Linked DNA regions of Homo sapiens: region 1 is linked to region 2. Evidence: chromatin contacts called from ENCODE Hi-C or POLR2A ChIA-PET data. All regions are on one chromosome and are shown on one strand. Each heading gives the region's core, a stretch centred on a gene start or an enhancer-like site at or near the end of the contact. The rest is flanking DNA. Distances are from core to core; before and after follow the strand shown. Region 1 has its middle 34 kb from the start of STIM2-AS1. Region 2 holds the start of SEL1L3 (SEL1L family member 3).

Region 1 (2,700 bases), core at 49-2,548, 960 kb before region 2:
TACACGCCTAAGGAAAGCCAGAGTCAGGGCCAGAGCTGGGGAGTTCTGACTGGCGGTTCTGGACAGTTTCCATCTACCCTTTAACCCCATAGCTGTCAAAGCATCTGCCAAACGAGATCTTAGAGGAACCATTTCAAAGCTATTTTAAGTATTTTCAGATATGGATTTGTCAGGTGGCCTACGTTAATCTCAAAGCCTAATAAAATAGCTGGGCACAGCGGCACACATGCCTGTATTCACACCTACCCAGGAAGCTGAGGCAGAAGGATTGCTTGAGCCCAGGAGTTCGAGGCTGCAGTGTGCATTATTGCACCTGTAAATAGGCACTGCATTCTAGCCTGAGTGTCATCGCAAGACCCTATCAAAAAAAAAAAAACAAAACAAAAAACAAAAAAAGAAAGCTCTAATAAATTGGTTCCATCCTCAAAAACATTTGCTTGAAGTTAGGGCTGAGTAGGTGAGTGCCAGCCTGATTTTGTTTTGTTTTGTTTTGAGACAGTCTTGCTCTCTCGCCCAGGCTGGAGTGCAGTAGTGCAATCTTGGCTCACTGCAACCTCTGCCTCCGAGATTCAAGCAATTCTCATGCCTCAGCCTCCTGCGTAGTTGGAACTGCAGGCGTCTGCCACCATGCCTGACTAATTTTTGTATTTTAGTAGAGACGAGGTTTCTCCATGTTGGCCAGGCTGGTCTTGAACTCCTGGCCTCAAGTGATCTGCCTCCCTTGGCCTCCCAAAATGATTGGATTGCAGGCGTGAGTCACTGTGCCTGCCAATGCCTGATGATTTTGACCCAAAGGATAGATTTGGTGATGAAGAAGAGAGATTCCTGAAACAGTAATACCTTTAAAGTTGGCTGTTTTAATTAAGTGAAGATGAAAATAAAGTGTTTTCCATCTTTATAAGCATTTGCCACTTACTGTGATTGAATTTGTGTTAAGGAGCCAGGAAAGGCTATGGAAGAGCAGTCTCCATCAGTTCACCAGAAGTATCATGGCAAGGCCAAGCTATCATGGTTAAAAGTTAATCATTAGTTTCCTTTCTCCATGATACGATTCAATAAACACATTAACAGTTTATAAAAGAGGTAGTGAAACCTCCTGAGGAAAAAAATATTATGTAACCAGTTTAGGGGAGAGACTTGCCTCGCCTCATATCTCAGTAGGGGGTTGAACTGCACGGCTGGGAGGTTCTTTCCGGTTTCATAACAGTTATTATTTCTGGAAGGGTTTATCTTTTATTGCTAATAGCACTTCACTTTCCTCCATGCTCTGAATCTACGTCACCACCCACACCCGGAACCATTATAAACATCCACCCGCCACCGGGGCAGTAACCCTCATGAAGTTAAAACAGTAGTCTTTCCTGCTCGCCAACAGTTATAGACCTTGAAATGCCATTAGGCCAAACTTTACTGGACTCTATTCATTGTTAGGGTTGTGGAATATTGATCTAAACTCAATCTAACAAAATACACGCGGACATCATCTATAACAATGATTTTCAAAGAGAGAATTTTGAAAGGTATATTGGAGAGAGATGAGAAGCATTTTATGTTTGTAACAGCTCTAATATCTTAATAAGAATGATCTCTTTGTTTAGAATTTAAAACTTAGTAATAATGACACTTATTTTTCCCCCCTCTAAATAATGTTCACCTACTATGAGCAGACAGTAAGGGCACAAATATAAATCAACTTTAAACTGTTTGAAATATCCTTCTATTCATGATTATTGCTGTCACTGAATATGTATCCAGCAGCTGGGCAGGAATTCCCTGATACTAGAGTTAAACAATGGGCAGGCAGAATGCGAAGTCCTATGTGCAGTGGGAATTAAATTGTTCTTTTATTACAAAAATATGATCTTTGAATTTTTTTTTCACTTTTTATTTTTGAGACAAGGTCTCTTTCTGTCACCAAGGCTGGAGTGCAATGGCACGATCTCAGCTCACTGCAACTTCTGCCTCCTGGGTTCAAGCAATTCTCCTGTCTCAGCCTCCTGTGTAGCTGGGATTACAGGTGCATGCCACCAAGCCTGGCTAATTTTTGTATTTTTAGTAGAGATGGGGTTTCGCCATGTTGCCCAGGTTGGTCTTGAACTCCTGACCTCAAATGATTCGCCCGCCTAAGCCTCCCAAACTGCTGGGATTACAGGCGTGAGCCACCATGCCCGGCCAGCTTAGCTATTTTCATATGCCATTACTAATAGTTAATGTTTATTGCAGGCTTAACTTGGACCAGGCCCTGTTTCAATGGCCTTATTCATCCTACTGATATTATAACAATTCTATGAAGGAGATACTATTAACCCTGTTTTACAGTTGAGAAAAATGAGGCACAGAGATTTTTAAGTAATTTTTCTGATGTCACACAACTAAGTGGTAGGGCTGGGAGTTGCACCCAAAAGTCTGGCTCCAAACCCCTTTTACTTAACTAGTATAACCACACAATAGCACCTCTCAGATCATGCTACTTAACTAATTTGTGGCAGGTCACTGATAGAGAAAATTGGCAGCAAATCTTCAAAACAGTGAACAATGAGTGTTTCCAACCAAACTACATTCACTATGGCCTGGATTTTTTTCTTAATGTTGAAAAATTAAAGAAAATGTCATTGAAAAAATAAAAATTACTGACTAATGAGGCATGCCCTTATATACCTAGTTACTCCTGAAAGAAAAGTTTAAAAATCCTAAATCAGC
Region 2 (2,700 bases), core at 30-2,529:
TGACTTGACCTATGCTCGTGGCACAGGGAAAGGGCTGTGGCCTCTCAGGCTCCCAGGCTATTATTAGTTCCAATCCGCACAAATCTACCAGTGCTAAAGGGAAGCTTCTGCGAACTTTGGAAGGTGGATTAACTGTTTCAGAGCAGCAGCTGCGGGCCCAGATAGTTGTCGGAGCCGCTAGACACAGCCAAGCGCTTCCCTGAAAGCCAAGGCCGGCGGCGAGCTGGTGGTCCCGCCGGCCGGAGGCCCCTCCCCGCCAGGCCGCAGAACCCGGGTCGGAGAGCAGCCAGTCTCAACCTGCGTCCCCAAGGCCGAGGATGTGTCCTGGTTTTTTAAAAAGCTGTTTGCGCACTTCCAGGGCCTCACCCCTTTCATTTGGGGCTCCAGTATTACTGTATTGACCTAATTAATTCATTTTTTTCTCAGTCCAAAGTGGAAGCCGGAGCACAGGGATGCAAATCAAATACAAACCCGTCCTGGGTGCCAATACTCTGGACAATTAAAACAAAGAGCGCAGTGGTGGCGGTGGCGGCGGCACCACACAAAACCCTCGGGAAACATCCAGAACGTGCCGCGAACCAGCCGGCAGGGTGGGGCGCAGCCCGGCTGCAAACATGCCAGCAAGGAGGCAGTCCCAACCCCGCAGGTGGACAGGTGGAGGTTGGCAGGGGTCAAAATCCATCCTGAAGGCCTGGGAGCCGGGCAGCTGCGCGGCACAACTCCAGGGGGCACACTCGCCCTGCGCCCTGCGGGAATGGCGCCCCGGCCAAAAAAGCAACCAGACAAAAACCCATTGCACGGGCGGGAACTGGTCTGTGCGACCCGCAAAAGGGGTGGGTGGGAGAGGAAGAATGCGGAAGCGAGGAAGAGGATGGGAAGGGAGAAAGAGGAAAGGGAGGAAAAGGAGAAAGTGAAAAAGAGAGGGGGTTTGGGAGCGCGAGGGGAGAAGGAAGAGGGAGCCGGAGGGAGAGGAGGGGGATCGCAGAGAGCAGGAGCGCGGAAGGGGGGCGGGGGAGGAGCAGAGAGAAAGGGAAAGGGGGGTGCGCCGGGGCCCAGCGACCCGGGCGGGGGGTGGCGGCGGCCAAGGGGCGGGACCCGGGTCGGTGCCCACCTGCGTGGGCGCCCGCTGCTCCGAGGGGTGGAAGCCCGGGGGCCAGAGGGAGCGGCCGGGAGGAGGGCTGGGCAGGGAGGCAGAGGGGAGGGAGGGGACGGGGACGGGGAGGCGGGGAGGAGCCGGCGCTCGGCTGGGGCTGCGGGGGCGGCGACGGCGGGAGCGGCAGTGGCGGCGGCGGCGGGTCCGGAGGTGGCGGCAGGTGGCCCCGCGCGCGGCGGCCGGCCCGGCCGGGGGCGGGCGGGAAGGTGGCGCCTCGGGCGGGGGCCGGTCCCTGCACCAGGTGACCTGTTCCGGCCCGGATCCGGGCGGCCTCGCCATGCAGCGGCGCGGCGCGGGGCTCGGGTGGCCGCGGCAGCAGCAGCAGCAACCCCCGCCGCTCGCGGTCGGCCCCCGGGCCGCAGCCATGGTCCCGAGTGGCGGCGTCCCCCAGGGCCTCGGCGGCCGCTCTGCCTGCGCGCTGCTCCTGCTCTGCTACCTGGTGAGCGCCGGACCCTGCCCGGGTCTTCCCCTCCGCGCGGGGCCCCGGGGACGCGGGTGGGGGCGGCCGGGGACACCCGCCACGCGGGGCGGGGACGCCGCTGCTAGTTTTCTCTCTTCCTCGTCGCTGCGCCCCGGGCGTTCCCGGCACCTGGGATAGGTACCCCGGGCGTGGAGAGGGGCGCTTGGACCGGACTTGCCAAGCTGCTCTCTCGCTCGTGCTCATTCCTTTCCCTCCTGGACTCTCTCTAGACCCGGGTCGGGTTACCCTCGAGACCCCTTCTTGTCCTCGACTCCACCCGGGAGCCTCGCCGCCCGGAGTTCGCTCCCCGCCCCGCCGCGCGCAGTCTCCAGCACCCCCCAACCCCCCACCCCTCCTGGGCTTCCCTCTCAATCTTCTCGCAGCTCCTTTCCTTCCCGTGCCCAACTTCGCCTCTTACTCTCGGCGCCCGCCACCCGCGTCGACCCTCCTTTTAGTTTCCACCGGGTCCTCCCGGCCCGGACAGTTTTCTGCCAACGCACCTCGCATCTCCAGCGCTCTTCAACTCCTCCTTGGTCACTCCAGCCAAGTTGCGGATGCCGGAAAGAAATCTAGTTCTCTGTAACACGCTTACCGCCAGAGTGGTGACTTTAGCTGCGTCTTGAACATTGTCATTTCAGAGAATATGTTTGGCTCATGCATGTCAGTTTGCAATTTGCACACTTCTTGGCTTCTGTTTTAGTCATCAACTAAAGGGCAGTAACCTATTTTTCAAAACCCATTTATTTTAAATACCAGAGTAGCTGAGACCCCTCAGAACAAAGTGGGGAGAAATTTTCTCAGTTCCTTTGAGGGCTTGCTTGCTTCTGTTTTGAGTTCTCCTAAACAATAGTAAATTTACAGAAGGCGACACCCTTCCTGCCCAGAGTAACTTATGTTCCACAATCCTGCAGAAACCTTGGGTTATCTCGCCATATATTACTGTAAATAAATGAAATGGAAAATGCTGAATCATGAAACTGATGTAATAGGAAATTCACAGAATGCCAAAAAAAAAAAAAAAAAGAGCAGTGTCATTGTCCAGAATTCATTTCACTTATGTGGCATTGTCATTATTTGGAGTCTTTCT

What was found. Hi-C counts contacts between places; a loop is a spot of excess contacts on that map. ChIA-PET counts read pairs that join two places held with the same protein, here RNA polymerase II (POLR2A). Pooled maps may share reads with other maps.
Region 1: a map of OCI-LY7 shows a loop between it and region 2 (8-fold over the local background). The contact joins the enhancer-like site here to the promoter of SEL1L3 in region 2. A Hi-C loop is called at or near these places in 2 of 168 maps with a recorded cell type or tissue (OCI-LY7 and Ramos), 8 of 37 single-sample maps with no recorded cell type and 4 of 50 pooled maps. POLR2A ChIA-PET finds 5 or more read pairs at or near these places in 1 of 52 experiments (OCI-LY7).

Annotation. Positions count from the first base shown.
Region 1 is chr4:26,825,394-26,828,093 of GRCh38, reverse strand. It overlaps a transcript of TBC1D19 not described here. Among named protein-coding and RNA genes, the nearest start is that of STIM2-AS1, 34 kb to the left of the region's middle. Within about 2 kb of position 1,298, at least 8 of the 41 ENCODE cell types and tissues checked have a DNase peak (open chromatin) inside an H3K27ac peak, as active enhancers do; they include OCI-LY7, where a contact is called at or near this core.
Region 2 is chr4:25,861,567-25,864,266 of GRCh38, reverse strand. It overlaps SEL1L3 (SEL1L family member 3), which reads left to right and starts at 1,279. Exons shown (of 24, transcript NM_015187.5): 1 at 1,279-1,592. The coding sequence starts at 1,431. It overlaps LOC102723733 (a long non-coding RNA gene), which reads right to left. Exons shown (of 2, transcript XR_427503.5): 1 at 2,114-2,700. RefSeq lists silencers at 1,046-1,205, 1,256-1,715, 1,986-2,280.